2 separate regions of the Homo sapiens genome follow, and region 2 is linked to region 1. Evidence: read pairs that join two places in POLR2A ChIA-PET (ENCODE). Cell type or tissue: CD4-positive, alpha-beta T cell. All regions are shown on one strand. Each heading gives the region's core, and the rest is flanking DNA. Links, peaks and the distances in the headings are about the cores only. Region 1 overlaps RORA (RAR related orphan receptor A). Region 2 overlaps RORA (RAR related orphan receptor A).

Evidence for each region. Peaks named below come from ENCODE experiments on the same cell type or tissue, not always from the same donor. Only the 100,000 strongest peaks of a DNase experiment are listed, where the experiment ranks them.
Region 2: POLR2A ChIA-PET joins it to region 1 with 21 read pairs; 9 of 35 experiments call an interaction of 5 or more read pairs at or near these places.

The regions. Positions count from the first base shown.
Region 1 is chr15:60,577,032-60,593,183 of GRCh38, forward strand. The region is part of intron 2 of RORA (RAR related orphan receptor A); the gene reads right to left. All of the region lies in intron 3 of RORA-AS1 (RORA antisense RNA 1), which reads left to right. Among named protein-coding and RNA genes, the nearest start is that of RORA-AS2, 96 kb to the right of the region's middle. RefSeq lists enhancers at 3,523-4,349, 8,008-8,057 and silencers at 14,643-14,762, 14,793-15,842. In CD4-positive, alpha-beta T cell, for the core only: CTCF peaks have their summits at 8,956 (motif pointing right) and 9,159; DNase peaks (open chromatin) are centred at 7,820 and 8,930; H3K4me3 peaks cover 1,171 bases; H3K27ac peaks cover 1,716 bases.
Region 2 is chr15:60,510,382-60,526,533 of GRCh38, forward strand. RORA (RAR related orphan receptor A) reads right to left here. Exons shown (of 11, transcript NM_134261.3): 4 at 4,235-4,376; 5 at 845-1,240. It overlaps RORA-AS1 (RORA antisense RNA 1), which reads left to right. Exons shown (of 6, transcript NR_120342.1): 3 at 27-152. Among named protein-coding and RNA genes, the nearest start is that of RORA-AS1, 39 kb to the left of the region's middle. In CD4-positive, alpha-beta T cell, for the core only: a CTCF peak has its summit at 10,572 (motif pointing left); DNase peaks (open chromatin) are centred at 9,888 and 10,560.

The DNA.
Region 1 (16,152 bases), core at 7,791-10,290:
TTTGCTATATTAATAAAAAAAACAAAAACAAAAATCTCTGAAAATAGAATATCACCAAAGATTCTGGTCTTCCACTGTTATGAAAGATGAAGACATTATAAAGAAAACGAGGATTACAAAATTTGCTCTTGAATTCATGTTTGAAAGTGCTTTCTTTAATATAATTTATAGCTCATCTGATAAATCTGTCTGAATTTAAAGCCCCTTCTATTGTTACCTTGTGCTTTGTCATACAATTTTCAGACTATGTCTCCTACAGTAAATTGTAGAGCAAGAGCTCTCAAACTTTTTGGTCTCTGTATACTTTTATGCTTCTAAAAACTGCAAAGAGGCCTGGTGTGGTGGCTCACGCCTGTAATCCCAGTACTTTGGGAGTCTGAGACAGGCGGATCACCTGAGGTCAGGAGTTCGAGACCAGCCTGGCCAACATGGTAAAACCCTGTCTCTACTAAAAATACAAAAATTAGCCGGGTGTGGTGGTGCGTGTCTGTAATGTCAGCTACTCGGGAGGCTGAGGCAGGAGAATCACTTGAACCTGGGAGGTGGAGGTTGCAGCAAGCCGAGATCGCGCCACTGTACTCCAGCCTGGGTGACAGAGTGAGACTCTGTTTCCAAAAAAAAAAAAAAAAAAGCTGCAAACAGCTTTTGTTTTTGTAGGTTATACATCAGTCATTGCCATATTAGAAGTTAAAACTGGGAACATTTACACAATTTACTTATAATTCAACTTAAAATAATAGTAATAAACACATTGCATATTAACATATAAAAATAAGTATATTTTATAAGACAAAAAGTTAGCATGAAGAATACCATTATTTTACATTTTTGTGAATCTTTTTATATCTGGCTATTAAAAGAAGACAAGTAGATTCTCATAGCTGCTTCTGCATTCAATCTGTTGTGTTATGCTCTTATGGTTGATGTATGTGAAGAAAATCTGGCCTCACAAAGATATGTAGCTAGAAAAAGGAGAGGTATTATAATAGCCTTTTCAGATAATTTTGGATATTCTTCTGTGGTACTACACTAAAACTCAACAAGTGGTAGTTTCTTAAAGATTAGTTAGAATATGGAACCTGAAGCCATATCACTGACTTTTTGTACTTTGTTAAATTAAAATACACCGGTATATTTTGCACTTTGAGTGGATCATTTACCTACATATATTTTTATAATATCATCCATGGGTCACTTGGAAACTACTGGTTCACTGGGTTTTGTATATCTTCCAGATTTTGACACATTTCATTATTAGATGTGGTTATATCAAGGAATTATGTTGATTAATATCACTACCCATACCATCAGAAAAGTTTTTAAGTATTGGGAAGCTGTCAGATTCCTGGGGTTGGATACAAGTTTTCCAAAATTCAGATTTTTGCCTGAATGTATGGGCAGTAAATACTGTGAACTGTTTTTCAGGAGATAACAGACTCAAAGTTCATTTTTGAGAAAATATATGAAACATATCCACATCTGAATAATTATAGTCTGTTATTCTATTAAGTGGCATTCCATTCAAAAAACAGCTAGTTCAGCTCTTAACTCAAACAATGACACAAGTACTTTTCCCTGGAGACAAACATGGTACTTAGTAGTATAAAGCAGAAGTGCTTTATGCAAACTTCCAATTTTGTCATAAAGAACATTAAAAAGGTATGGACTTGAGGGTCAAAATTTAATAAAGTTAATAAATTTTTCTGCTTCATCAAGCACATTCTTAAATGAAACTTTTTTTTTTTTTTTTGAGACAGAGTCTCGCTCTGTTGCCCAGGCTGGAGTTAAGTGGCACAATCTCGGCTCACTGCAAGCTCCACCTCCCAGGTTCAAGCCATTCTCCTGCCTCAGCCTCCTGAGTAGCTGGGACTACAGGCGCCCGCCACCATGCCCAGCTAATTTTTTGTATTTTCAGTAGGGATGGGGTTTCACCATGTTAGCCAAGATGGTCTCGATCTCCTGATCTTGTGATCGATCCGCCTGCCTCGGCCTCTCAAAGTGCTGGGATTACAGGTGTGAGCCACCGCGCCCGGTTTTTTTTTTTTTTTTTTTTTTAACAGCAACTGCACAGTAATGAAGAATACCATGACTGCTGGTACAGCTTGGCATTACCGTCCTGCTTCCTGCTAAGGTGCCAGCAGTTTTACCCACCAATGCTTTGCACCATTAATACAAATGGTCACCGTAGTAAAAAGGGGAAACAATGCCTCAGTATTGTTATGGAACTGGTTTTTATCTCTTGGAGCTTCTGAGAGGGCCTTGGGGCCCCGCAGGGGGTCCCTGGATCACACATTGAAGACCACTACTGTAGAGGATAGTATCTATAAATCCAAACGCTCTCTAATCTGCTAAATGCTTATGTCCTTGTGGGGTTCACGTAAAGAAGATTTAAAAGGTTTATTTCTGTCTCCACTCTCCTGCCCTTCCTGCTTAAAAAAAAAAATTCCATTGTGGTAGTTCAACATAAACTGTGTGTATAGAACAAAGAAATTACAGTACTGTTGATTTCATCAGCATTTTCTCCTAACAAAGAAAACTAGCTATTCTAACATGCTATTGAGAAAACTATTGAACTACCATGAGTTATAGGAAATATGACATGCTCAGTGCCCCCTCCATCTCACCTAAGTCCCAACTCTTTCCCAAACCTTTCACTTTGGGGGTATTTTGGATGAGCTCTTAGTAGTGTCCTCAGAAATAATTGGTTGTCCTAATTCAGCCCCATGCAAATTAATGCTCCCCTAAAGAGGCCTTATTATAATTTTCAACCCTTGATGTCTACATAATCCCCTATAGTTCTTTAACTTCTTGCTTTCTAACTTCTGTTTACCGATGCACTACTTTTGTCAGCTCAGTATAGCATCAATTAGTAACACAGTTGTGTTTATTAGGTCTCCCTAGAGCCTTGAGAAAGCTGCTTTGTATTTATTAATGACTACACAGAGCACTACTATTTTTCAATAGCACTTAAAAATGAGTAAATTACTGAAGATGAACTATAAAAGAACTTTAAATTTCAAAGGCAAGCAAAAAAAAAAGCACATTATTTAAAACCACTCATAATACTTGCATGGTTAATTTTATTTTCAATGTAATATCAAGAGAGAGGGAAGAAAGTCAAACCCAGACTCTTCTTCCTGTTCTACTTTTGGCATTTTGGAGTACACATGATTTGAGTTAGAGAACTGAAGCATAGATCTGGTGATTAATTAAGAGCTGGTTTAACAGGTCTAAATTTCATTATGTCACACACCTGTTAAGTAATGCACACCTGATTCAGCAGACATCCACCCACAAGGTTAATCTCAAAAAATTAAGCAATCAACAGGAAAGAAAAAAGAGGCATACTGCACTAACTTAGGTCCAGTTTTATGTTCTCAAGCATAATTCCAATCCACCAATTTGAAATGTATCCACTTTGTTTTCTCTTATTTTGTGAATAATTCCCTGTACTACATTAGGTGAAGTTAGAGTTGCCCACACTGGTATAGAATTCACTACTCAAGGAAACCAGAGAGACCAATCGCTCCTGTGATGAATCTTTCCGAACCAAACTTAAAGTGATGCCAGCAATTATGGCGTTCATTTGCCCTGCTTTTATATTCCTGGTCATTTATGAAATGAAGACGCTGATCTGCAAAAATCACTATGCATTCATGAAAGGAGCTCTGGGAGCTCCCCCTGAGGATCTGGCTATGAGGCAGAAACATACCTCAGTGCACTTCCTTTGTCTTGTGCTCCCTCTTTGATGTGCAAGTCACTGGTGGAGTAAGCTGTGATCGCTTTGATGTTGAACTTCTAGACTTTATTGTTACTAGCATGCCTACAAAGAGAGCTGTCAGTCATTTCTTACATCTGAACAACCATGTTTCTTTACAGCGCCTCTTTTACAAGCATCAATCCTTAAATACATGTTTTCACATTCCTGCTGATTACCACACTATCTTTGTTGGGGGAGGGCTGTGCTCAAATATAACTACAGCACCCACATTTTCTGTAAACACCCTGAGGCATCTTCAGATGGCTGGTAACCAACCTTCTTCAACAAGAGAAGCCCCAGTGCAAAACATATTTCTAGCAAACGAAAACATTCTGAAAACACTCGATCCATCTTAACAGTCGAAATGAGCAGTTTAGCCAATATTTCCCCTAAGCAGCCACTGAAATTGCATAGAAACTTCCAGGCCACTTCAAAAGGGATTCTGAACGTAACAGCAGCAGGGGGCTTAGAAAGACTGCCAAAACCCTGAGACATCTTAACTCATCTTAAACAACTTTGTTTCTCTGCAATAGTGGAAACAAAATGCTTCTGTTTTACGAGATTTTGCTTGTGGTAGAAACATTGCTTTTGAAATGGATTTCTATCAAACCAATTGTTTTGTTAAACAATATCATTTTCAAAAGTTGCTTGATGTTACGGATGCAACTTAAGAGGAGGAGGATTTTTCATAATCTTGTGTCTAGGGCAAACGTGGCTGTGAATGCAATGGAGGTACAATTTCTTAGATATATACAAAATAGGCGGTATGCAAATCTTTAAAGATCTCTGTTGAAAAAGATATGGCTCTAATTTCATTTACCAGCTCCCATCAGATTTTCTTTTCAAACTCCTTTATCGCTTCTGAAACTGCTGAATATTATCAAACCCCACTGGGAAATTCCACACAAGGAAATAAACTTAAGGTGCTTACATCACACCATGCTGGTTTATAATGAACTGCTGTCTTTTTGAATAAATGTTTCAATGAAATCCAAGTTTTTAAAGATGCCAGGTCTCAAATTAGGAAGTTAAATGATATTTTTTCATGCTGGAGCTTAGTTCTGTTTTTCTTTTTTATAAAATAAGATGGCATCACAAGAGATACATTGTTTCTGCTTGCTAATAAACTGCAGACGATACATTGGGAGAGACTCAATTTCTTTGGGTTCCTGGCTTGGAATATTTGGTAAAGAATAAAATTACTGTGGTACGCAATGGTTAAGGCTACTCCATGGTTTCCATTTTTAAACAACTGCCCCCGCCCCTTGGTTTTAAATCAACCATCAAAAACGGAAAAAGCTTTAGGCTACAATTTGATAAATAAGGTATGACTGTAATTTACTAGAACTAAATCTGGGCATATTTATTATTAATATTAATGAAAACTTGCTTGTTCTTAAATTTATTTAAATAGCATAAAGTAATTACCTCTTTCTGTCTTAAATTTTCACTTCCAAAAGGAACTGATTAGCTGATAGAAGGACCTATAGCAATTAAGGGTAGAGACAGGGAATAAGGAAAGTAGGAGGCATTTGTTTGCCTCTCCCAAGTCTCAAACAAGAAACTAGAGCATGTTTCTGTTTTAATAGAAACACTTTCATAGAACGGTAGAGATGGAAAAGATCTTGGTGACTACCAAGTCCAACCCTTTAACTTTAAAAACAGGGAAAGTGAACAACTGAGGTTTAACCTGACAATTATTGCATCGCAGATCTGGGACAATAACCCATATCTTCATCTTCCCCCACCCTATGTAGGGGGGTTTCCACTACTCAACATTGTTTTGCTACACTGCGGACAGGGTGACTCATGTACAAAGTGAGGGTGTTGGGCTTCAGAGGTTTCTCAACCAGAATTATCTGAGTTATCTTTAAAAATGTAGCAATACTTGAGCTCTACACCTTGGGACCAGTAAAATCAGAAATCTGTAAGAGCACAGCCTGGGCTTATATATCTTTTAAAAACTCTTTAGATAGATTAATACGCAGACCAGGTTGGGAGCAGATGACCTGTGAGGTCTATTGCAAAATGTTCACCATCAGTTGGGAAAATTTTTTGATTCAGTTCCCTGATGTTGACCCATGAGGCCATAAGCATTTCTAAACCATTATACTGTTTTTACATTGGCCTAGCTGTTGTTATTATCTGCATTTATCTAGTTCATTGATATGTTTACTTAAGTATTACCTACCTCTCCCACCAGAATGTACACTCACAGAGACCAGAGACTGACATGATCACTGCTGTCCCCTCGGCCGCCAGCATCACATCTGCCACAATAATGAGATAGATACTACACCAGCATTTTCAAAAGAAAAAGGGGGCTGGTGTCGCAGTGTGGAAGCAGGCAGGTAGTCCTTCTCCACACCAGCCAGAGGAAGTCTACTTTCATCTATCCCACCAGACTAGAATCTAAGCTGCACGAAGGCAGCATTTGGTCTCCCCTGTTTGGATGTCACCTCCAGAGCCTGGACACTGGCAGATACACACCAGATGCTCAGTGCCTGAGAAAGGCCATGTGCTAAACAGGAAGCACTGATCAGCTTCCAGGGCACTGAAACCTTTACTTTGTCGCTGAATAAAGCAACCTTGAAAAGACATCACTGTTTCCACTGAGTTGGCCTTGACTTCTGCAGTAAGACTCTTAGCCTGCTCCTGCTAAGTGGTCACAGTATTGGCAAGACCCAGCCCAGGCACACAGTGAAGGCTAAAATACATTGTGTCTATGTCACATGCAGAGGCTGGGGCTTCTGGACAAGGCTTTATGACGAAAAGGAGTACAGTATTTGAAAAGTCTCACAGCAGCCTCCAGCACCAAAACAGCCTCAGGGTTCTCTCCTGTTTGGGCCACTTGGGGTAAGAGATTTGAGGGAACAGTCTGCCCACTTGCTTCTGCATGCTGGTTGATAGCAAGGCCAAAGTTAACAGAAAAATATTTCAAGTGTGTTAATAACAATGCCAGAAATTGCTCACATCTGGCACCTCTTCCATGCTGAAGGGAGTGAACTAAAGAGAAGTGAATGGTTACCTTAATATAATTTACCTTTCTGAGATTCCCTTTCCTCGTGAGTAAGAGGAAAGGGTTAGCCCCGAGCAGTGGTTCCCAAACCTGTCTTATCCTCACAAGAGGATCTTTTACAAAAGAAGATTCCTTGGCCTCCCCTCCTAGGCTTTTGGAAGCAGGATCTGTGCAGGTGTTGCTGGAGAAAGGCATTTATTTTTTAAATGCTTCCCAGATGACTGTGAAGATCAATGACATTTGGGAACCACTAGAGGACTGGAGGACTCTGCGGTCCACCTGGCTCTGACAGGCTAGAACAGAGAGCTTCACAAAGTGAGGCCTAAGGACCAGTTGCATCAGAAACATCTGAGATGCTGTGTAAATACATGCCTTCGTGGGCCTCACCCCAGACTGACAGAATCAAACTCTGTGTGAGACCCAGGGATCCGCCTTCTTAAGACTCTCTGGAGTATGGGTTCTACTCTACAGTTTCAGAACCACTGTTTCAGGCAGGATTTTAGAGCTAACTTATGGCTTATGTGGAAGCAAATCATGTTCATCCATAAGTATAGGGTTTGACTTTATCCAGTTACATTAACATTTCATTGCATTGTTTGGCATGTCACAGAAATCTCCTTTGTTTTAAATGGCATGTAGCTTATAGCAAATGCAAATGTGTAAGTCCAACAGCCATAAAGCAGCCTTCTCTGACTAAGTGTGGCTGCCAACTTCTCAGTGCATTTTTTAAATGCTGATTCATGGCTTAAGACACTTGATTGGGAGGAAGGTGTCTCAGCTCCTATTATAAAAGCACAAAGGTGGTACCTGAATTACCTAGCACACAATAGGCACTTAAGTATTTGCTGAAACAAATTTATTTACTTATTTTCACCCACTGTTCTACAGAAGATTTGAAGTGAGATGAACAAATAAAAAGAAGGAGAAAAAAAACCTTTCCAACAACCGAAAAATGAAAATAACATTCTGTGAAAAAGAGAATACTTCTCATGTGGTGAAAAAAAATCACACTTCTGGGTGGCGCAGTTTGTAAAACGGTTGGCTTCAATAACTGATCTGAAACTTAACCACAAGTCTTCACTTCTGAACCACTGCCTTATTTCTATGATAGAAAGGTTTAAACAGCAGTTTTTCCTTGCTTTTTATTTTTTTTCTTCTTTTTCATGAAACGCTGCAATTTCATCTTTCTAATAGGAACACGTAAGCACTATTATCCTTTACAAGCCTGGTGATTATTTGTCATTATTATTACCCTGGTTATTCTAGCTCAGATCAGCTTTGACTTCTTCAGCAATGCAAAATTCATATAAACGTGCATTCTTATACCTCTGTGTAGCACCAGGAACAAATAACATTTAAGCAAATAGGAAGATCTATATTCATTCCTCAGATTCCGACACAGAAATCAGATTGTTTTACCATTGTTTCACACTTGTTATAACACCAAAATCCAAATCCACAATCCACTTGTATTATCTATTTATCCTAAAAAATATGCAAATGAATGCTTGTCGCTACCTCATGCAGAGTTTCTGACATATCCTCTATCTTATTTTTTAGGCAAACTGTATATACTTAAGTGAACCAAATGATCTAACCATAAATCTTCAGAAACCAAGGGGTTAATAGTTTTTTTCATCCATGTTTAAAATTGTTTTATTACCCCCCAAAAGCTACTGTAGTTTACTTTTTTACTAAATGTTTATCATTTTTGAAAAAGAAAAGCTCTAGATTTAAAAAGGGGAAACGCTGAATTTAGCTCATCAAATGACGACCTCTTTTTAAAAGATATTCAAGGGTTGGGAATTAGAATGGAGTTTGAAACTTAAAAAAATACGAGGATTACTAAAAATGTCATAACAATTGTTGACTCACAAACCAAATTTCACTTAAATTTAATATTGAGCCAAACAGCAAATAAATCAGCTTTAAGTTAAAAATTTTTTTTCCTTTACTTCCTGCCAAGCAAACTTTTAAAATTCAGTATCCCTTCCACAGTTACATTTCTGATAACCATGAAGAACAACGAGTTAAACTTTTGAATCTGGAATAGAAATGTCTCATTCCAATTAAGAAAATAACTACAACCTTTGACCTTCCCACTAGCCTGATGGGAAATTCACTGGCACCATTATGGGTTTAGCCGTCCATGTGCAAGTAACCACTAGAGGGCAGCCTTATCTCATATCTGACATGCGGCAGAAAAATACCTGAAATGCTTCTAATGTTCCTTTAATTATTTTTGTAGTATCTTTGATTTTCCTGGATACTTAATAATCAACTTCAAATGGAACTAAAAGTATTCCTAAACAGTTCAAAAGTCCACTTTCACAAACAATGATATCACAAAGACTGGTGGTGAGAGGTGCTAGAGATACAGCTAGCTGATGTTATCTTTAAAATTTTAAAACAAAAGTTTTTCATCTTTAAGTCATGGCTGCCTCTTTACTATGTGCTGGGTTAAGTGCCAAGTCAATTATATCACAACTGGCACTTGGGGTCCATCTTTGGCATTAAAATTTCAAGTGGTTCTAGGCAAACTGAAGTGTGTTTGAGGAAGAAACTGACCAAGATTGTGGGAAGGCAGAACCACACTTACAGCAAAAAGGACTGGAGAGGGACAGCAGATATTACGTATTAGAGGGGTGTGTGTGTGTGTGTGCGTGTGCATGTGTGTGTTACAGTACTAGTCTTCAAATGACTTACAGTCTTTCATTTGAAAGATGGATTAAATGTGTTCTGCACAGCCCCAAAGGAAAGGATCAGAATTAAGGGATTAAAAGTACAAAGGAGAGAGTTATGCTTGATATAAAAAGACTTTTCTAATTCAAGATGGAGTAACCTACCTTTAAAGATAGTGAGTTCCCCATCGTTGGAGGTGTTCCAGCATAACCAGATAACTACTTGGCAGAAATATTGTGGGCAGGGTCCAAATCCCAGTGAGACATTCATCTGAGTGACTTTAAAGGTTTCGTCTGAGACTGAAATAATCCTTATTTGCTTTCAGACAAACACACCTTAATCCAGCAGTCATTAAGGCCATTCCCCACTAAGTGAGAAATGAGATTTTTCAGATCTACTTGAAAACTTTTAGACTTCACGTGATTTTCTAAAAGACAAACGATTTCTCAAGAATAGATCTACAATCATGCCCCTAAGCTGTCATGAAAACAAACACGACAGCACTCACAAGCACGAGAATTCGTAAGCTTTATACTACACAAAGTCATATTAAAATTAGAAGATGCATTTGTGAATGTTCCCTTTGCCTAAGGATAAGTGGAACATATAGATATATCTCTCAATTCTATCATAATGGCGATTGGTTACACAGGTTAGCTGTACTTCATGGTATTCTGTATTCTTGGGGAAAATAATGCTTATATTTCACTCATATCCTCTTAAAACAAGCAGACTTAATGAAAATCATGGTTGAAGAGAGCTAATGATAAGCAAATAAGAATAACCCCATTTGTACCAAACTGATTTTATTAAATAGTAATTTAAAGATATTAGGCTCAGCAAAGCATTACATAATTGGATCTATTTTTTTCCCATATAAATGCCAGAGTTATAATTTCCACTAACTAGAGACAAAGTTATATCCAGGACGTTTTTCACAGCTTCCTCCAGGGGAGGCATGAAGATAGAAATTAGGGTTGTAGTTCTTGTTTCACGTTATCAGATGGAAAAGCTAGGCTATAACGCAACCTCTGTGAGCCTCAGTTTCTTCATCAGTCACTGATGGGACTATCAGTGACTCTCTATGGAGGATTAAATGATGTAAGAGTGTTTGTAAACCATAAAGCACAAAATAAATATAGATTAGCATCATCTCCCTATTTGTTTATGAAATGCCTAGTAAACTTCAGAAGCAGTAACATTTTAAAAAATGAAATAACTGGAAAACCTAGGGAATAATCTTGACATTATTTTTTATACCCACAGGAGCAAAGATTTTTAAAGTTATCGTATTATCTCCTGAAAATATGATGAGGGCTAACAAATTTCATTCCAAAAAGAAAATCCAGAAACAAAAGATTTCAGCTGCTTCCTTGCATTTTGCCCATTGGATAGTATATGCTATTATCCATCTATTTAGACCTCCTATCTCTTGACAATTAACAGAAAAATCATGTTCTATCATGTCACACAAAATACTGACGGATAGAAAAAGCTCTGACTACGACTCTCTCAGTTCATGAATCAAAAGGTTGGGATGGAAGGGAGTTATCTTCAGTAGAATAGCTAGATGGGGGAGACAGAACTTGTAAATCATTCCTCAGAGGGTCTGTATGTGGTCTTTGAGATACTATCAAATGTCAATTCACACCTGACTTGTCACTGGTGGATGGCTCCAAAAAAACTGTTTTTTAAGTAGAGAAACATAAAAGTGGTGTAGCTGCTGACTCTGAGTGTCTAATTATGGCTTTAAAATTATTAAATATGAAATACATAAAGGCAGCCTTGATTTCTTACTAATAAGTGCTGTAAATAGTAAAAATGAATGCAGAAAACATTTCCATGACAGAGTATTCTTAGGAAATTTGTTCCACATAAGGGGTTTTGTTGATCCCTATAATAATTTAAGAGATTTTTAAGAAAACTGAACCCTACATCTACCTCTGCAAATCTATTCATCCATCCATCCATCCATCCATCCATCCATCCAGTAACTTTTCTCCAGTAAGTGGCCATTTATAAATATTATTTTCCTAGATACCCCAGAGCAAATAAGAAAGTGGTTGGGTGCTATTGTAGGTGCTTTGCAATTATCACCTTGCTGATCTCATCCACTTTTATTGTGTCTCACTTGAGTGGGAGGGAAAGATAGGAGAAAAAGGAGACTAATGAGAATTATTAATATATTTACAAGTGTATCTACTACATATTAAAGAGCTAAGGTTTAGATGACATACTGTATATTTCTAAATGACTATTTCTGTTTAGAAATTACATTATTTCATGACTGGGCAGCATTAAATAAATTATATGGTTCTCAATTCAAATCGTGGGCAAAAGGGTTTACTTGTGCATGCTGCTGCTTTGTATCTCAAGTAACGTGATTGAAATATATAAAATCAAGAGGCTGCCCATGAAAATGGTGCTTTTAAAATACTCTCTACTTCATGGAGGGTCCAGGCTTCTCCCTCCTCCCATGGACAAATGGATTCAGAAATCCTCTTTGTCTTTAAAAGAACTGATCCCTTCTTGCCAGATAAGCATTCTGCTCAGTAGTGGCAACCATTTGGGTTTTCTCTTTTCAAGATCCAGCCATCACCTTCTCCCAATCCTTCCCATCACAAGTAACAAAAATGGTACAAAAATCCCAGTGAAGGGATACCAGGCAATGGGTCCTTACAGTGAGATCAGAGATCGAATTCTAATTTCATTTCGTAGAAAGAAAGGCCAAGTTCTTCAAAACTACAGAATCGTATTTATTACAGTTGGACATACTACCAACACATACAGTATTTTCAAAGTGGTGAGGAGTCTTGCATTTGCACATGAATCAGGCCGGACGAAGAATCTACGGGCCAGAAATTCCCTTTAAGCCTCCCTGTGCTCTTATAACTCCATTTGCACAAACACAGGCTGAGCACTCATATGAAGCAAAGGGGTATATCATCTACTGAAACTGATGAACGTCTTACATTTCCTTTCAGTACTCCGCTGCCGCGTGACATCTGGCCAATGCACTTTTATGATGAGCAGAACAAGTGCTCCCCCGATTATAAATGTTATAGCTGGCTCTCTCCCTTTGCCCAAGAAGCAATCCAAATGGTATTGGAATTTTGTTGTTAATTAAACAAAAGCAAAATTGAAGGATGAGACTAGAGTTACTCAAATGAAGATTTATTACATTTGAGCATGAAACTAAGCCTAAACTTATTTGACAACTAATGCAGAGGAAGGATTTTCTTCTTTGGTGAGTTCAAAGGGCCTGATTTACTGATGTTTAAAAAACATCAGTAAATCAGCCAACAAAGAGAATCTTTCTTTTATGGTGGCTTGTTCTCTCCTCCCTTGTCCACATGCATCCACATACCAAAAAGCTATATTGTAAACAGTATTTCTGTTTTGCACGAAAAATCTAGTTATACAAACTGTCTTACACATGGAACCAATTTAACTATTAAAACTGAGAAGCAATAGGGAAGTATTTAATAAGATTCTAAGCCAGTTTTTTCCTCTAAATCTGATATGGAAACATTTACAGCATTCCTCACTTCCCCACAAACTATTTTCTCTTTCAGCTTAAGTTTGCACCAAAGCAAGATAATCCCATTAAAATTCAGGATATTATGATATTGGGAGTGAAATATTCTAATTGTTCAGATGCATTCTCTCTCCCTCTTCCTCTATCTCTCTCTCTCTCTCTCTCTCTCTTTCAGGCAGCTGAGTTTATAGAAAAATTGCATTGCCAGTACTTCTGAGGCACTTTTTTCAAAGCACAATACTATGAAACTATTATTTTATGGCAGACAGAGGTCACTCCAAGTGTGGGGGTAGCGTGTGTGATTCTTATTATTCTATTAGCAAGGGACAGTATGGAACTTCACTTTGTAGAATTACAAAAGCAAAAGCCTATGTACTAGGAAACATCAACTTTAAATCAAAATATTAAAACGTACTTTCCTTTTTTTTGGTGGGTCGTTACTGTTCATTAGGGGAGAAAGCAGTTTAAAATGTCTCAGCCTCTCGCCTTTCCTCCAATCAACACAAAGTATATTAGACAAAGTGGATAAAGACTGGCATTGACATCTTCCAAATAGCAAAATCAATTTTATAATTTAAAGACAAAAAATGCTTTAACTGCAGAGGGCATTTAAGACGTTTCACACTTACAGGGCTAATGAAATGCAGGACTAGCATAAAAGTTTTTTGGGGGGGTGGGGGAGAATAGATTTTTTAACATAAGAAGTCGATAAGAAATCTTAATAATTTTTCCTCCCAAATAATTTTAAGTGCTTAAGAGCGCGGATCACGGGAGGTTTCCTCTCTTTTACTTATATGAATTACATATTCTAAAAATGATTAAATCCCATTCCCCTCAAGCCACAGGGGAAAAGAGAAAATTTGCTGTGGGCACATTATATAGAAAGATTTCATCTCAAGCAGCTCATCTTAACGTCCAGTACGTTTCGGCCTGTTAATAATTAATAAAAGAGATGCCACCCAATCTCTAGTGAAGAAAGGCAAAGCTCGGTGATCCGAAAGTAAACCCAGCGCAGATACCGAACTGGTGTCCTTCATTCCAGATTGCAACACAACCCCAAACTAGCAAACGTTTAACAGGCGCTTGGCACCCGCACCGGTGGCTAGGACCCGCAGGACAGTCTGGGTCTGCACAATTGCTGCGCATTAGGGAAGCCGCGTCCGCCGCAAACAGATGGGGCTCTAAATCCCCAAGCCTGGCGGCCGGGCCTGCGAAGCAGCTCGGGCAGATTATCCACGGCGAGGAACCTGCGGGCGCACAAGCGGGCGGCGGGCGGCGGGCGGCGTGCTGCGGGCTGAGTTTCTCCGGAGCTGTTTGCAACCGTCCCAAGAGCGAGTCTCGGTTTCTCCGGCAGCACGGGCGACTTCCTGAACACCTCCAAACTTTAGCTTTCCCATCAGAAAGTTCCCTGACTTGCCACGGTTTCTCTCCTTCTCACCTGAGAGGACCTAGAGCCAGTCCTCCCTCCAACCAAATCCCCCTCCCCTCCCGCCCCCGGCCCGGCTACGGAGTCCTGATGAGGGCGGAAGGCCGGGCCGCCCGGCAGGATTGGCCGCGACTAACCCGCGCCCGTCGGCCCTCACCACGGTCTAACCTCCGCCCCTGCCCGCGGATCCCGTGGGCTGCCGAGTTCCTCCCCACCTCCATCCACCAGCCAAAGTGTCAAGCGGGGTGCGCCGCGGCTCCCTGGGCCGCCCAGAGCGTCTTGGCACGCTCGAGGCGCCCGTCTCGCTCCGGCCCGCGCGCTTTCGGAAGTGGCCGCGGCGGGACACAGCGCGGGACACAGCGCGGACCTGCGGCACTTGCCCGGCCGGCGGCCGCTGAGGCGCTCGGGGACGCAGGGGCAGGGCGCAAGGCCTGGGGCGCTGACCAGTCCCCGGGGATGACATCGCGACAACGCGCACGCACGGCCCTGCCCGGCCGCGGCGCCTCCCCGACCTAGGCCGGAGCTGTCCCGGGTGCGGGCCCTGGGGACCGGCCGCGGGCGTCCCCGGCTTCCTCTGAACTCCGCAGACCCTCCCCTTCCTTTCCGAAGCGCGGCGACTCCCGGCAAACTTTCTTTTGGGAGACCCGCCCGGTGCCAAGCGGACCCAAGAGACTGACAGGAGCCGGAGGGGGCAGCAGAGGGGGATCCACCCCGTGCGCCTTTGCCCCCCAATCGGAGGCAGGCCGATCCCGTGGCCGGGCTCAGGTGGCGCCGCGGCGGTGGCCCAGAAGGCCCTGGCAGGGCCCCCGCGCCGAGCCCCGGGCAGTACGTGCGTTCGGGCAGGCGCGCCCACCCCTCCCCCTGCGCGCCCTCCTCCCCGCCCCCCGGAGCCGCCAGCCCACCCGGCCCCGGCGGGGCGCCCGGGCTCACCTTTCATCGCTGCGATCACAAAATACATCATTTAAGCCGCGGTGCGGAGAGCGCAGGGAGAGCGGATGGTCCGACCCCGGAGCCCCCTCTGCCGCCGCCGCGCCGCCGCCGCCCGAGCCACAGCAGCAGCTGCCGCAGCTGCCCGCCCGCCGAGAGCCATCCCGAGCCATAAGAGGCTCCATGTGACCGGCTGACATCACGGCCGCCGCTCTGTTTACACCGCGCCCCTCCGCTTCCTCCCGGGGCGGGAGGCGGGAGGCGGGAGGCGGGAGGCAGGCGCGCCCCAGCGCCGCGCCCCGCCCCGCCCCCGCGGGCAGGTGAGTAGCAGCGGCGGCTCTGCTGGCCCACCCCGGCCGGGCCTGCCCTCCCGCGCCCCGGGCCCTCGCCCGGGCGCCCGCCTTCCCCTCGCCTTCGGGATCACCTGTGGCCGCCGGTCGCTTTTCTGCACGCAGCGCCCCGCGGAACGCGCCTCTGACCACTTTCTGCCCCCACTCGGTGGGGCAAGAGGCTCGCAACCCGACGCCACTCTCCCGCTGGCTTGCCGGAGCACTCGGGGGCGATAAATGCGCCAGCTCGTTGGTGGAAAAGACAGGTTTGGTCTGGGGAGCTACGGTCACCCGCATTTCCTAGAGTGCCCCAGCTCTAATCGGAAGGTACGGCCCACTTCTGGGCCGTGGAGAACGAAGCCACTGGGACCGTCCGGGGAGTGGAGTAAGCTCCTCCGAAGTCTTTCTGGAGAGACTCGGCCTGGGCGGGGGAACTCCGCCCACCCAACCCTTGGCAACCCTTGGATATTG
Region 2 (16,152 bases), core at 9,044-11,543, 65 kb before region 1:
ATTGTCTGTGTTATCAACATTTCTAGGTCACATCTCCCAAGAAGCAGTAATGTTCCAGCAATAAGAAAAGGACAGTTTTTTGTCTTTTGCATGGTGAGCCTTATATGAATTACATCAATTTTGTCACCAATATCCATCATCAGAACATTTTGGTAAGTAAAGAAGCTGATTTCTGTTGAACATTTATACTATATATCAGAGTTGCAAAAATGAGATGCCTACAGGGGCTGTGCATATGATATAAATGGCGGGAGTCAGGTGGGCCCATTGAAAGGTGTAATCCCCTGGCTGTTGCCAGTTGGCTGTTGACATTCACAAATGTTGGCTCAGTGTAAATAGATCATTTTTTCCCCTCCCACAAGAAGCTAAAAAAGCTGAACTTTTGGGTATAATTATCCAAATTTAAATATTAGCAACTGATTCAAAAATTTTAAAACTCTGCCCTGGGCAAAAAAATATGTCTGTGGGCCAAGTTCAGTTTGTGGACTGCCATTTTTTTTTTTGTCACCTTAGGTATAAAGCAATCCTTGGAATATAACTAAAGTAAACCACTAATGAAGTTAATGTAGCCATTTCCTGAACTTACAGTTTTCTGCAGAATTCAAAGACTGCTTCCGTTGGTTTTGCCCCATTTCTAATGCTGAGAGGTCAATGCATGTATTGGATAAACCATGGGAAACAGCAGAGGGTCAAAAGCAAGGGGGCAGGGCAGAAAATTAAGTGGCCCAAATGGTAAAGGTGAATTGCATCATTTAGCAGAACTCATTAGAGGAAAGTCAGACATACCCCTTTTACTTCAAAGGGCATGAATAGAGCATCCCAGGAGAAGCATGCATGCCATTACCTAATTCTGCCATGGACACAGTTGGGGAAGTCTCGCCGTTGGTGAACGAACAGTAGGGAAAGAAGCCTGATGCTGGTGTGTAGTCACATATTGGTTCTGGTTTGATTCCATTGATATCAAGACCTGACTGGTCTGGGGAAGGCTGTATGTCCAGGTAGAAGCTGCTGACGGCGGAGTCTGCCTTACTCCCCTCAGGGGTGTGCCCGTCAATGTAGTTACTGAGGTCGTCGTGAAGTTCCGTCAGCCCGTTGGCCGAGATGTTGTAGGTGGGCGTCAGCGGCTCAGCCTCTCCAGGCTGCTGCTGGTGGTCGCGCTGCTGCTGCTGCATCCGGTGTTTCTGTACTTCTGCATACAAGCTGTCTCTCTGCTTTTTTGACATTCGGCCAAATTTTACAGCTGGAAGAAAAAAGCCAAACCATACTACATACAATGCGCTTTTCTTCAATATTCTCTCCTGCGAGCTTTGGGGTTTCCTTTGAAGTCTCACACAATCTCAATCCAAAACTGCATGACCACAAAATAAGGACATATTCAGAGGTGAAAACAGTTCCAACCCACACAGACTCGCTCCAGCTCCCCAACAGCAAACACACATCCCAGAGAAACTCATGTTTCAGAAAGAGGCCTGGTGCAGGTAGGAGGGGCCCAGAGAGATGCCACTTCTGTTTCCCTGCTGTCACATCCCCCGTTTCCACTGCGCCCCACTGATAACTTAATGGGCTTGTTCACTCTCCCCCCGTGCAGCTGGCTTAGGCTACCTCTTTCTCTCCCACGTTCAGACCAAGGCACAGGGAAGCAAAGACTCACAGGGTTCATCAAGGAATAAGCAGTCAAACCTCAGCGTTCATTCAGTTCACCGTCTTGTACGCTCCGACAGTTCTCCCTGATCAAATGGCCACTTCTGCAGCTTCATTGTGAGGTCTGAATGAACTGGATGAGGCCTCTGTAATTCTTTGAATTACATCAGAGTACCTGACCTAAGAAGCCCCCTCCTCCAGTCATGGGTCATGGGTCATGGCAGCCCCTGTGGAACCCTGAGACCCATCTTTATTTTTATTTATTTAGTTAGTTATTTTGAGACAGAGTCTTGCTCTCTGTCACCCAGGCTGAAGTGCAGTGATGTGAACATGGCTCACTGCAGCCTCAACCTCCTAAGGTTTGAGCGATCCTCCCGCCTTGGCCTCCTACGTAGCTGGGACCACGTGTGTACACCACCACACCCAGCTAATTTTTTCACTTTATGTAGAGATGGAGTTTCGCTATGTTGCCCTGGCTTGAGGTCTGGAACTCCAGGGCTCAAGCAATCCTCCAGCCTCATCCTCCCAAAGTGCTGGGATTACAAGTGTGAGCTACCACTCCCAGTAGGACCCATCTTTAAACACTTTCTGCTGTTCCCATTTAGCCTCAAGTAATCACAGCATCAGGATTTGGAAAGGACAAATATGGTATTATAATATAAGATCCTTATAATGTATGATCCTTGTTGGGCAGATTTCTGTTTGTAATGCTTCTCTTTGGGATGTGTCCCCATATTTAAAGTGGAGCAGTCACTATAATGAATAACTTTCCAATTCATTCAGAATATCAAATGAATTCTTGTGAAACACCAAGATAACTGAAAACAAAAACACACAAACAAAAAACCCTATGATTTCCTGGTCTGAATTCTTCCATGAACTCACTTATTTTTCAGCTAGACTCAGTCTTTGCTGGAGGGACTTAGTTCTCCTAATTGATTGTGGTTAAATTTATAGCTGATGGGGTGGATGCATTCACCCATTTGACTATGATCGTAGTTATAAGAGTCTAGGGCAGGAGGCAGGATAGATGGACACGAAGTTGGGAACCAAGGCCCTCACAGTGGCCAGGTGGTGAATTCTTTTCTTGCCAAAGAGGACGCGCTGTCCTTGTTCACAGAGGAAACAGGTGAGCTGGAATACTGGTCACTTTCCAGTTTCCACAACTCAGATAAGAAACTTGGGTGGGGCTGCTCAGGCAGCAACCAGGCTGATGTGGGATCTGAATTTCAGAACCATAATTTCTTAACCTCCAGAATTCTTTCTATGCCTACAACAACTTGTGCTATTTCTTATATGCAAAATTTTCAGAAGGCATACTGAAGGTGCTTAATTTTTTTGAAAAAAATTTTCTAGGACACTCAAGGGGCCTAATACCCACAGGTGAAACTTTCTGCTGTGACTCCGCAATTATGATTTAACTTTTGTATTAATATTAACGACAGTAATTATATCCTGTAAGTGAAATAAAGGGACCAGCTCTTGAGAAAATGCACACACAACTTGTGATTTAAACTTACAAATTGATGAGATATACCTAACTTTGTCAGTTTAGTACCATCGGAAGATGAAATCTGCAGAGTTGCATGTCACAGGAATTTCTGAGAATATGGTGGAAGTTCTGTGATTTGTATCTTCCAATGTCAAAAGCTTCACTTTTGTAGTGGTGCACAGAGTGCCTCTTAGAATACGCAGGAACAAAAGTGAACTCGTGCCTATGTAGATCTACAGGCGCTAAGAACATCAGATTATGGGGAAGGCAGACTGTTGGAAAGCCTGCTCCGCATTCTGAAGTATTTTTCCACAGGCTGAAATTCCACTGGAGGAGACATTTTCCTTCAAAGGGATCTCTTAAGAGAGCCAGCTGGTATATTTGGAAAAATCCTTAAAATGGACCCGCTGTGCTTTCTGCCCAGTTTCCACGTATAAGCATAACTGTCTTGAAATCTGGTGTTGATTATTCAGTGCACTTAAGATAGTTTTCCAGGAAGATCTTGAAATGTTTTGTACTTGAATGGTAGACGGTCTCTATTCCTTAAAGTAGCTTCATTTAATGAAAAGAACACTTGTCATTGAGCCATGCTTTGCACTATTTTCACACATTCTGTATGTACAAATATTTGGCTTTGGCATGTGATTCAAAATATCCAGTTAGCATAAAAGCGGCTTCATCCCAACCTCCAATAGACTTACTAGTGTAAAGCAAGTAACAGTTGTGGTTCACATTTCCTGCAGGGGAAAATGCCTAGAGGAGACATCTTTATTAAGGCCTTCAGATGACACTTACCGTCAGTCAATCGACCCACCTATAATGGCTGAAATATCAAAAATCTGAAGGTGTTCTGAGCACAAGACACTTCTCCTCCACACCACCCCCACCCATCAGCCAGCCAGCTGACTCTGAGGATGAGGAGGAGGAGGAAGCAGCTGCTGTGAGTTCCATGTAGCTGCCAGAGGAGCATGGGGGGCGGGGCGTAAGGTGGAATAATGAGGAGGGGGCAGGCGGGGCAGATATTGGCAGATCTGAGTCCAGGTTTCAGAAGGCACTTTCACAACCCCGTGCAACTGTACAACTCAAGCTGTGAGAGCTCACCATCTCGAGACATCCCTACGGCAAGGCATTTCTGTAATCGACAGTGTTGGCAGCGGTTTCTACTGGTTCGATCAATCAAACAGTTCTTCTGACGAGGACAGGAGTAGGTGGCATTGCTTTGCTGACTTCTCCTGAAAAAGCCCTGTGATATGGTTATAAAATATAAAACAGGTTAGTGTCAGAATGAGTGGTATGATACTAAAGGCAGGATGCTAAGCACTGAGTGGCATTAATATTTAATGGAGAATTAAACTTGTAGCAGAATCATCCAGGAGACCATTAATGAAATTAAAGTCACTTCTTTTTCCTTGAGTAAAATTGATCCCCAGAGCCTAATCCTCCATCCCTTATACCTGCAAAACTTTCTTTAACTTCAACAGACAGTTGCCCATGTAAAAAGGCACAGGACCAGGTCCTTGTTCTTGGCTTCTGATGATCAAAAGCAATGTGCCTGATGGAATGATACAAAAGGACTTACCTTTAGCCTTTATCTCTAAGAGATTGTTTGTAAAATAAATACAAAACACTTCCCTGGAATATCCAAGTTAAGGAAAATGCAGCCACACCACAACCTAGGGCACTGTGAACCTGGTGAACCATGGTAATCTTCACTAGCCCACTTCAACACACGGCCCTTTAGGCGTTTCTCACTCCCCAAGTCTGAATCTGCTATCGCAAGCATTAGATAACACTTGGAGGGATTATTTTGGCAGATCAGATTGGGAATATTCCCTCATCCCTGGCAGTTTAGAAATACCACATGTTCAGAACCATGGCCTTTAAAGATGGAACAAATCCAGTCCAATGCTCATCAAGTTCCTCTCGTGTCAAGTGCTGTTTGGGAAATGAGAGGGGATACAAAGATGTATAAGGAGCTACTGACCTCAATAACTTTATTTTTGTTTGTTTTTGCTAACTTCCTGAGCTGTATTCTTAGCTGATTTTCACTGTTTATTCTTAGAGTGTCAAGTTTTCCTTTTAGTGATGTTTTAACAGCAACCCAAAAGCTTTACTACGTAGTATTTTCATTCTCATTCAGTGAAAAACATGTTCTAACTTTCAATAGATTTCTTCTTCAATCCAGATGTGATTTAGAGGCATATTTCTTAATTTCCAAACACATGGGGGCTTTTTTTCGGGGGAGGGGGCAGGGTCTTGCTCTGTCACCCAGGCCAGACTCCTCGGCTCAAGCCATCCTCCTGCCTCAGCCTCCTGAGTAGCTGGGACTGTAGGTGCACACCACCATGCCTGGCTAATTATACATACATACATACATATATATATTTATATATATTGTATTTATATATATATTTATATATATATTTATATATATTTATATATTTATATTTATATATATTTATATATTTATATATATTTATATATATTTATATATATTTATATATATTTATATATTTATATATATTTATATATTTATATATATTTATATATATTTATATATATTTATTTATATATATTTATATATATTTATATATTATATTATATATATTATATTAAATATATTTATATATATTTATATATATATATTTATATATATATTTATATATATATTTATATATATATTTATATATATATTTATATATATATATTTATATATATATTTATATATATATATTTATATATATATATTTATATATTTTTTTTGGTCGAGATGGGGGTCTCGCTGTGTTGTCCAGGCCTGTCTTGAACTCCTGGCCTTAAGTGATTCTCCCACCTTGGAGTCCCAAAGTGTTGGGATTACAGGCATGATCCACCTTTTTATCTTTTTATTGCTCATTTATCTTTCAGTGGCTTTGCAAGCTAGGGATGTATGCAGAAAAAAAATAAGGTAAGTAGAGTCATTTCCATGAAGCAAAGCCATGAAGGGTACAAAAGAGAATTATTACCTTCAAAGCTTTAGTTGTGAAGATAGATGACCCCAATGAGGGCGACACTAGTGGGGAGAGGTAAAATCCTAAAGAATTAACAGAGTGGTAGGCAAACTGATAAGGGTGCTCTCCCACTGAACGATTTTTCTGGAGGTCAATTTGGCAGTTGTATCAAAAATTTTTAAAAAGCCTACCCACTGAGCTAGGCTTTTAAGGAATACACGTTAAAGAAATATTTAGAATGCTACAAAGATTTTCCTACAAGGGTGTTCTTCACAGTACTATCTATAATATAGAGAATGTAGAAAGATCCTAACTGTCCAACATTACTGAATTAAAAGAGTCATATTGTATACTCATACAATGGGATTCAACCACTACAAATGGTATTTCAGAAATATAATTATTGATATAAAAGGTGATAAAAATATACCATTGAATGTTTAAAAAAGGAACTAAAGAGCTAAACATAGTATAATCCAAGTTTTGTGGAAAAAAAGGACACCCATATATTTACTATAAAAGAAGATTTGGAAAATTATGCCCCAAATTGTTGGCAGTAGTTGGTGGGGCCAATCAGATTTTATTTTTCTTTTTGTTCATCTGTGCTTTTTTTTTTTTTCCCCCCTACAATAGGCAGATGGGAAGTTATGGTGGGCAGCTTGAGAAGAAGTGCACCTGCCTTCCTTTGTAATGGCTGGGGGCCTTTGTCAACCAAGTTGATGTATATGACCTCAGTTTCCAGTTCTTTGGAAAATCCAACCTGGGATGGGACAGGGCAGGACCCTGACTTCTCACTCCTCTTGCTTTCAGCCAAGGTGCTTGCTAACCTTGACATGGGCAAGGCTGGGGGCCTCATGTCTCAGACTGTCTCTCTGTTGTACTTTAACTCTACCCTTGATCAAGTCCCGCCTCTTCTGTAAAGCAATCTCTCTCTTCTGAAAAATATCTAAAGCTATGTTTTTTATTTTATTTTATTTTATTGTTTGTGTGTGTCTGTTTCCCCTGTGAAAAGGAAGTAAGAAGAAGTAAGGCTTTCTTTGGGGGCTTACTAGAGAGAATTCAAGAAAATATAAATGGTCACAGAGGCAGATAATCCTTAGAAAGAGATACCAAGAGGTCAGCTGTCTAGGTATTCATTTTCCCCTGAGACACATAATCTCTGTCCAAGCTGAAAGGTGTTTATCTCTTTCTTGAGACTCTCCCACCGTTCATACCCTTGTGTAAAGGCATCACTGTGGATGCTTAAAATCAGGAATGTATTTGTTTTTGCTTTAGCTGAAGTTGAGTTTTGTTTGCTTCACATTAAGCCTGCTACAGTTTCTTGTGTGATCACCGAATATGAGGAATGTCTGAATGATCTCTTCTTTTTTTCTTTAAGTGGAGCTAGTACTTGAGGGCTGCCATGCTATTTCCTAGATATCTCTTCTGACGACCAAATCCCAGCATCTGTCACCTTTCTTTCTAGGCTCTTTTCCACCTTGCATATTTCTTCTCAGAATCCTTTCCAATTTCTTCACTACTTCTTTTTTTCTTTTTTAAAACTGAGGCAGGGTTTCGCTATGTTGCCCAGGCTGGTCTCGAACTCCTGGGCTCAAGCGGTCCTCCCACCTCGGTCCCCCAAGTAGCTGGGATTCCAAGTGCGAGCCCATGTATCTGGCATTATTTCTTCATTTCTTTCAAAAGTCTGAAGTCCCTAACTAGACATAGCTCTTGAATAATGGTTGGGTCATTAATGAAAAGGATGCCACTTTTTAGTTTGCATACATACATTAAGTTAACTTCCACCCACCATTAATAAAGTCCAAGACTGTTAACATAGAAGCATATATTAATCATCAGTTAGCTCTGCTTTAAGGGCATGAGGATGATGATGACAGATTATCAGTCTTACTGAGTACTTGTAGTAACCATATCTTTTTATTCTGTATTTTGGATGCAGACATCTTCGGGCTTTGCAGACACTGGAGGGACTGCCCTTGCAGGGCTGGATAACTCCTACATACAGCAAACAACCTGCTGTCAGCCACCTCTCACACAAAACCAAGTGGGCTAGAGCCCACACCCAGCACACCTTCTTCATCAGGCCCTTACGCTTCTCGCCATGATTCCCCTGCCCTGGTCACCCTAGGGCTAGGTACAAGACAATTAGGGACAGCCCCTACCTCCTAGCGCCGTCTGTAATGATTCAGACTAGCTACTTATCCTAATCCTGCTCATCCTGCTGCACCTTCCTTCCTGTGGAAAACACCATGGAGGCTCTTGGCAGTGTTTCCCCACATCCCTCTCCCCTTCACTGACCCTGGCGCTTCCCCATGTGTCCCCTGTATGGTGTGGCATGGGCCCTGTCTCTAGGGATTTGTGAGTCCAGCACTCCCTCCTTAATCGTCGTTTTGCTTTCCTCGTTTCAGTTACTTGCGTCAACTGCAGTAAAAGAATATTAAGATATTTTGAGAGAGAGAAGGGAAGCAAAGAGAGACCACATTCACATAACTTTTATTACAGTATATTTTAATAATTGTTCTGTATTATTATTATTGTTGTTAATCTCTCATTGTGCCTAATTTATAAGTTCAACTTTATCACAGGTCTGGATGTATGGGAGAAAACAGTATCTAAAAGGTTCGCAGTTTCAGGCATCCCCATGAGGCTAAGGGGGGACTACTGTGTAACAAACTTCTTCCTTCATGACAGTCATTTCCAGATCTGTGTGTCTTATGGTACCTGATTAAAACAAATCCCAAATACCATTAAAACAGCACTGACTTCATACTAGGCACTCTATGCTTTATGTGGATTGTGTCATTCACTTGTGACAAGGGCAATATTGGGCAAATCCTATCATTCCCCTGGTTTTAAGGCTGAAAAAACAGAGGCTTAGAGAGGTGTAGTGACTTGCTCAGAGTCCTCGCTGTAGCATGGGGTAAAGCCAGGATATGACTTCACATAGTTTAACTCCAGAACTTACACTGTCATCTTGTTTTGTTTTTCTGCTTCTCTTGTGTGTCAAAAGAATTCCTCCTTAGTTGTTCTCATATGGGGCAACCATTAAATTAGGCAGTGTAAAAAACAAGTTATGCAGAATAAAGTAGCAAGAGCAATCTACTCTGAAATTAGTGTTTTCCCTCACTTTAGCACCTTTAGCTGACCCAGCTTCCTACCGCCCAGACATTTTACAAAAATCTCTCTCTGGAGTTGCCTCCTGATCTGGATTAGGAGTCACATAAGAAAATCAGTCTCATGAGTCCATCATTTTTCCTCATTTCTGACCAGAAGTATTCTGCCCCATTTGCTTCACCTTATTTCTAAATCACTCTAGCTCATTTAAACAAACAAACAAACAAACAAACAAACAATGAAACTTACTGCAAGGGCACAGAATAACTATCATTAAAGATGTCTGTGTAATTATGCCATAAGTTGCAAGGCAAACTCATGAAGCATTCCGTATGTTCTTTGAGCAGTGGCACTGTGGCTCGAACCAATGTCCAGCTTCCACACTATCTGCTTGGAAGAGGATTACCCTTATTTGGAAGTCTCAGTTTTGAGGATTTGGGGAAAGCAGGCACGCAAGCAGACACACCTTATTCTCTACAGCATCATTTATACCTCAACTAAGTCAGCTGAACAAATGCCTGCTGAAAAGTTCTGGGAGTGGCATAGCTAAGAACCAGAAAGGCGATCTTTCTTTTGGATTAAGTCAACAGAGTCATACCCACAAGGAGAACTATCAAATATCAGATGCGAGAGGTGAAGTGGGGTTATAAGGTGAGAGCTGAGAAGGGAGAAACAGGGTGAGTAAACCTCCATGACTCAGACGAATACTGAACTTTGCATTTCAGGAAGAATGAGGGTTTGGGTTGCTTCTTTTTCTTTTTAAAAACCTCTTCTTTTCAGTATTCCTTGGGGGGCGGGGTTCTCAGAGGATTAAGGGTTTGGAAAATTAAACAGATAAGATACTAAGAGTTAAATAACACATAAGAGGAAGAAGGATTAGAAAGAGGAAGAAGAAAAGTAGAAAGTGTGGTAGGTACCTTCCTACCTCAAGGTAGAAGTAGTGTGTTTCTAAGTACAGAGATAGATTTTGTCTGATTGGGGAGAAATCCTGCAAAAGGATTAGGAAGTGAGTGAGCTGAGAGATGAATTCCAGGGATTGGAGGTCATACAGAGAGCAGGGGAAGCACAAAACTAGGGCATGGAGTTTTGGGTGGAACTGAGGAGGCGTAAAAAAAAAGTGCTGAAGTTGTGAGCTGGGAAAGGTATCAAGTACATAATTTGGCAATTTTGTTATTTCTAAAAGATAAGCTAACAAATTACTTGGCTGTCATAAAAGTTCACTTTTTATGGATGTTAAAATACATGGAGATGTTCATTTACAAACATGGTGAGCTTGAGCCAGAGAGCCACCATGATACATTTCAGGTAGTATACGTTTAGTGTGACTGTGGCGCACTACCACCACCTAGTGGCAGCAGATTACCATGCAGCTATTGCAAATAGAAAATTAGAATAAAACAAACAGGCCTTTGGTGCTGAAAGACTTTGAGAGATTATCAGGTACAGCAGTTGACATATAGGTGATGCATCAGAAACACCCACAGAGCTTTTAAAAGATACACCTTAGATATATCAAACCAGAACTATATATCAAACCAGAAACTTTTGGCGATGTCGTCCAGGCATACATAGTAGTTTGAACAATGAGAAATTCCCATTTTTATAAGTCAAAAAAGAAAAAAATTGTCATTTTTTTTTTTTTGAGACGGAGTCTTGGTCCGTCACCAGGCTGGAGTGCAGTGGCATTACCTCGGGTCACTGCAACCTCTGCCTCCTGGGTTCAAGTGATTCTCCTGCCTCAGCCTCCCGAGTAGCTGGGACTACAGGCGTGCACCACCACACCGAGCTAATTTTTGTATTTTTAGTAGAGACAGGGTTTCACCATGTTGGCTAGCATGGTCTAGATCTCTTGACCCCGTGATTCGCCTGCCTCGGCCTCCCAAAGTGCTCGGATTTACAGGCGTGAGCCACCGTACCTGGCCACAATTGTCATTTTTATAGTAAATATTTTTTAAAAGCTCCCCGAAGACTTTGACTTCCTTTTGTTAAGAACCAGAGATTGATTCGAGTTTTCTGATTTGCCAAAAACAAAAATGAAGTTTAGAATGTTAAATGACTTGTCCAAGGTCCCATGGCTGGGACTCAATCTCTTGTCCTGATTTTAAGTCCAGTGCCCTCTTACTTATATGTATCTTCTTCATTGTGGGACAAACAAAACAATGTCACACATTCTCGATTTCCTGACACAGAGTCCCTACATATCCACCTTTTGTTTCAATTCCTACTGTCTCAAAGACATCTCTCCAGTGTTCCTCCCTTATTTCACCTAGCTTTTCAAAACGCCTTGTGCTTTTATTTCTGATACGTGTCTTACCTTCTCTGGAAATTCTATTCCCTAATACTTTTTCTTTAAAAAAAATGACTGTATACTATGAATTTTTCACTGATCCCATTAGATGGGCGCTTGGCAAACTGGGACAGAGGCCATGGTGTTTAGGAGAAGGCTCATACCAGGTTGCAAGAGCTGAGTGCTAAAATGTCAGGAATTTTGTTATTAAGGCTAGTTATTAAATCTGTTATTACACATTAACTGATGCATTCCTGACATAAAAAATTAACTACTTTTTAATGATTATTTTACTGTTATCAATGTTCTTCAGGTTGTCTACATCAATTATCCTTATATCTGAAGGTGGAAATACTATACCATGCTGTGCATCCCTTCCCTACTCTGTATTCTGTGAAAGAGCGGGTCGGGTGGCTTGAAAATGGCCATTGGTGGGATTATTTACACCACAGAAATTGGCAAATGTTACAGATCAGGGTTTGATTTATTATTTTGCTTTATTGTCTAGATTTAAAAAGTGATGGCCCAATGCAGTGGCTCATGCCTGTAATCCCAATACTTTGAGAGGCTGAGGCAGGAAGGTGATGGCCCAATGCAGTGGCTCATGCCTGTAATCCCAATACTTTGAGAGGCTGAGGCAGGAGGATCACTTGAGGCCAGGTGTTCGAGACCAGCCTGGGCAACATAGACCCTGTCTCTACAGGAAATAAAACAATTAGCCAGGTGTAGTGGCATGTGCTTGTAGTCCCAGCTACTTGGGAAGGTGAGGTGGGAAGATTGTTGGAGCCAGGAGTTTGAGGGTGCAGTGAGCTATGATTGTACCACTGCATTCCAGCCTGGACAACAGAGTGAGACCCTGTGTCTTAAAAAAAAAAAAAAAAAAAGACCAGGTGTGGTGGCTCACACCTGTAATCCCAGCGCTTTGGGAGGCCGAGGTGGGCAGATCACGAGGTCAGGAGTTCGAGACCAGCCTGACCAACATGGTGAAACCCTGTCTCTACTAAAAACACAAAAATTAGCCAAGCTTGGTGACAGGTGCCTGTAATCCTAGCTACCCAGGAGGCGGAGGTTGCAGTGAGCCGAGATCACACCACTGCACTCCAGCCTGGGCAACAGGGCGAGACTCTGCCTCAAAAAAAAAACACAAAAAAAAAAACTGATGAAAATTATAATAATGCAGATTAAACTTAACAGTACATCATATCCAGTGCTCCCATTGTGAATAACATAAAAAGTGGAAGAAATGTTCTTCTGGTATTTGAAAACTATTAACTGAGTCAGCAAGGAAGTGGTTCATGTCATTGTTGGCGAATGAATGAAGTTCCAAAATGTCTTCGTTGTTTCACTCCCTTCTTAGTCATTAATGTAAACAAAATATCAACCAACATTCATGTTGGAACTAGTCTTTCCTCAGTTGTAACCATGCAGATAGATGTAGGAGTTCAGCAAAAATCATGAGAGCATTCAGTGAGAATCATTTGTCTATATGAAATTTAAAATAAAGAATATTGTATATTTTATTATTGTTTGAAAATTATGTGAAATTATATCAATGAGATAGATACCAAAGTTATCTACATACAGATAGACACTTTTTGCTTTCCAGAGAGCCAGTTGTTCACAGCTTACCAGCATGTGGCTGGCCTGAGCCTCATCCTTGCTGTGTCACCAGCTCTCCATCACGTTGTTTCAATGCTTCCCCCTGACTTTGGATAGGCATTCACCCAAAGTTGTGGTTTGGCCTTCTAGAGCCCCCATTGACTTTCTGGAACAGAATATATATATTTAGAGATACGGTCTCTGTCACTCAGGCTGGAGTGCAATGGAGTGACCACGGCTCACTGCAGCCTCAACTTCCTGGACTCAAGTGATCCTCCCACTTCAGCCTTCTCAGCAGCTGGGACCACAGGTGTATGCCATCATGCCTGGCTAATTTTTAAATTTTTTGTAGAGGAGACAGGGTCTCGCTTTGTTGCCCAGACTGGTCTTGAACTCTTGGCTTTAAGTGATCCTTCTGCCTAGGCCTCCCACAATGCCGGGATTACAGGCATGAGCCACTGCACCCGACCTAGAAGAGAATGACCCACAGCCTGTTTCCCAGCTGTCCTCTCCAGTGTTTTCTTGCTCAGTGACAGGCATCATCTTTCCCTCAGTTACTCAAGGCAGAAAGATGGGCTTCACTTAATCTCTGCCTCCTCCCCACCCATATTCAAGCATCACCAAGTTAGGCTGCTTCTTGGCACCTTCCTATTTCTCAGATCCATCTACTTGTCTCCATCTTTACTGCAGTTTTCTTAAGTTTCCATGTCTTTCACTTCTTGAGTTGGTTATTATACAACCTTCCAATTGGGACCCCTGCTTCCATTCTCATTCCCTCCAATCCATTTCACACAGTTACTAAAGATATCTTTCTAAAACATCAAACTGATCAAGTCACTTCTCTGCTGATGAGCCCTTAATGGCTCCCTGCTGATGACCAGGCAATGACCACATGTCCGGGCAGCTCTTCTCAAAGTCATAGAATGACCAAGCGTAAACTTCTATCTCCACAGTTCCCCAAAGAAACTCTCTCCTTCCCTTCAGGATTCACTGAGAAGACATTCGGTTGCTCTGGGAACCTCTCTGACCTGGGCCCTCTCAAAGCTGGTTGAGGGGCCCCTCCCATGTGTACCTTTAAGAGTCCTGTATTTATCCCCCTCCTAGCCCTTACCTTGTTGTATTATTAATGTCTACCTTTTCCAGGGCCTGACTGCCTTGTTTCTTTGTTTCCAGTAGCTAACCCAATACTTAGAGAAGTCAATAAATACTTGTTGAACAACCAGAGGAAAAAATGGTGGCAGTGATAAAAACAGTGGTGACGATATGCTGAGCACCTGCTCCCTACTAGGCACCATGTTGGACACTTTGCCATCATTATTTGCAATCCGCAACAACCTACAATTGGCAAAGTAGGGATATGTATATCTGCTTTACAAATGAGAAAGTTAAACTTAAGAGAGGTTAAGCCGTGTGCCCAAAGTCACAGAGCAGGTAAGGGGAGGGCCCAGGATTTGAATTCCTGAATCCTAGGTGTATCTTATTCCAAAGGCCATAGACTTCTTAATACACCACCTAAAAAGCACCAAGACAAACATGTAGGGCCGACTGAATAACAACAACAACAACAAAAGATGAACAAACAACAAAACAAACACGCAAAAAAACACTTTTCAATTTCTGTAGTCCGAGTTCCCTACAATGGTTCAGATGAGGGAGATGGCATTTTATAGGGTATCAAATACCAGGTTTCCATACAGGTAGGAAAGCACTCATTTGTCAGATAAATTTTAAAAGCCTGGAAATATGCCTGGCACTTCCTACTGGAGTTTTAATAGTTTTGTCTAAGTTCATGGGCTGGCTGGACGCTGCACTGTGGGTGTGGCTGGGAAGGTGAACGGGGGTCTGATTCTGAGTTGTCCCCTCCTGTGTGGGGCTCCTTCTCAGTGAAACAGAGGCTGAAATGCTGATCTGATGTTTGGTCTTTTGACAATTTTCACTTAATGAATTGATTCCTACAGTTCATTAACATACCCACTTCCACTTCTGTATACACATATGTCTTAATTAGCTGCTCATTGGCTGTTTAATTACAAGAAAACAGCTGACAGCTGCCTTGCTGAATTCTAATGGCAGACGCTTTGGAACGGCTACACACTTGCTTTTGACAACCAAGATTTATTCATAACTCTGTGATTTATTGTGAATGCTCGTATGCCTGCCCAAATTATTGTATTTTCCAGTACAACTAAAAATTTGGAATTTGGGGGACTGCTGAAGTGGGTGTATGTCTACCTTTCATTTTACGTCTGAGACTAAGAAAAGTAGAGATGAGAAAAGCAGAGAATCTTCTATGTAGAAGCATGTACTGTGTTGCAATTTTATTTATCTTGGCAACTTTCTGTTGAGAATGTTCAGAAGCATGGGGGTGAGAAGGAAGAAATATCTCTGGATCAGTGTGGGCCAAAAGTTAATTATCTGGCTAGAGGGGGAAAAAGAGGATAACTTCATTTTATTGAGGGGTAAACATAAAGGGCATGCATGGATTAAAATCAAGCAGATGAAATTATAAAATTAAAGTTGGGTGGGGGTCAGAAATAAGAGTCCTCAAAGAAGCATATGAGGAAAAAAAGTTGTTCTTTAGAAAGAGCAGGCGGCCTCATTCACGAAAGTTAGCTGGTCCAGCCCTATACTCATACATCTGGCAGCAATAAATCACAGAAATTCAGATTTCCTGAGCTACGTTTTTGTTCAGTAGTGACTGGCCTCCCTGTAGAATTGTATGCGCAAGTGGTCTCTGATTAAAGCTGCCCACGTGTCATATTTGGTAAGTGTCGATATCTGCTTTTGACTGTGCTTTGCCATACTCAGATCCAATACAAGTGAAGACATTCAGCAATGGTTATTCCCAAGCACGCACGAGGGACCTGCCCCAAGCCAGGTGCTGTGTCAGGGCCCTATCTACAACATGGCTTCGAGCCAGGCGTTTTCTGTGAGCTGAGGAAGGGCAGCAGTTACTGGGACATGATTAAGATCTAAACAAACAAATAAAAAAAAATCTGAATCATCTTGATGCAAATTGGGTTTTAACA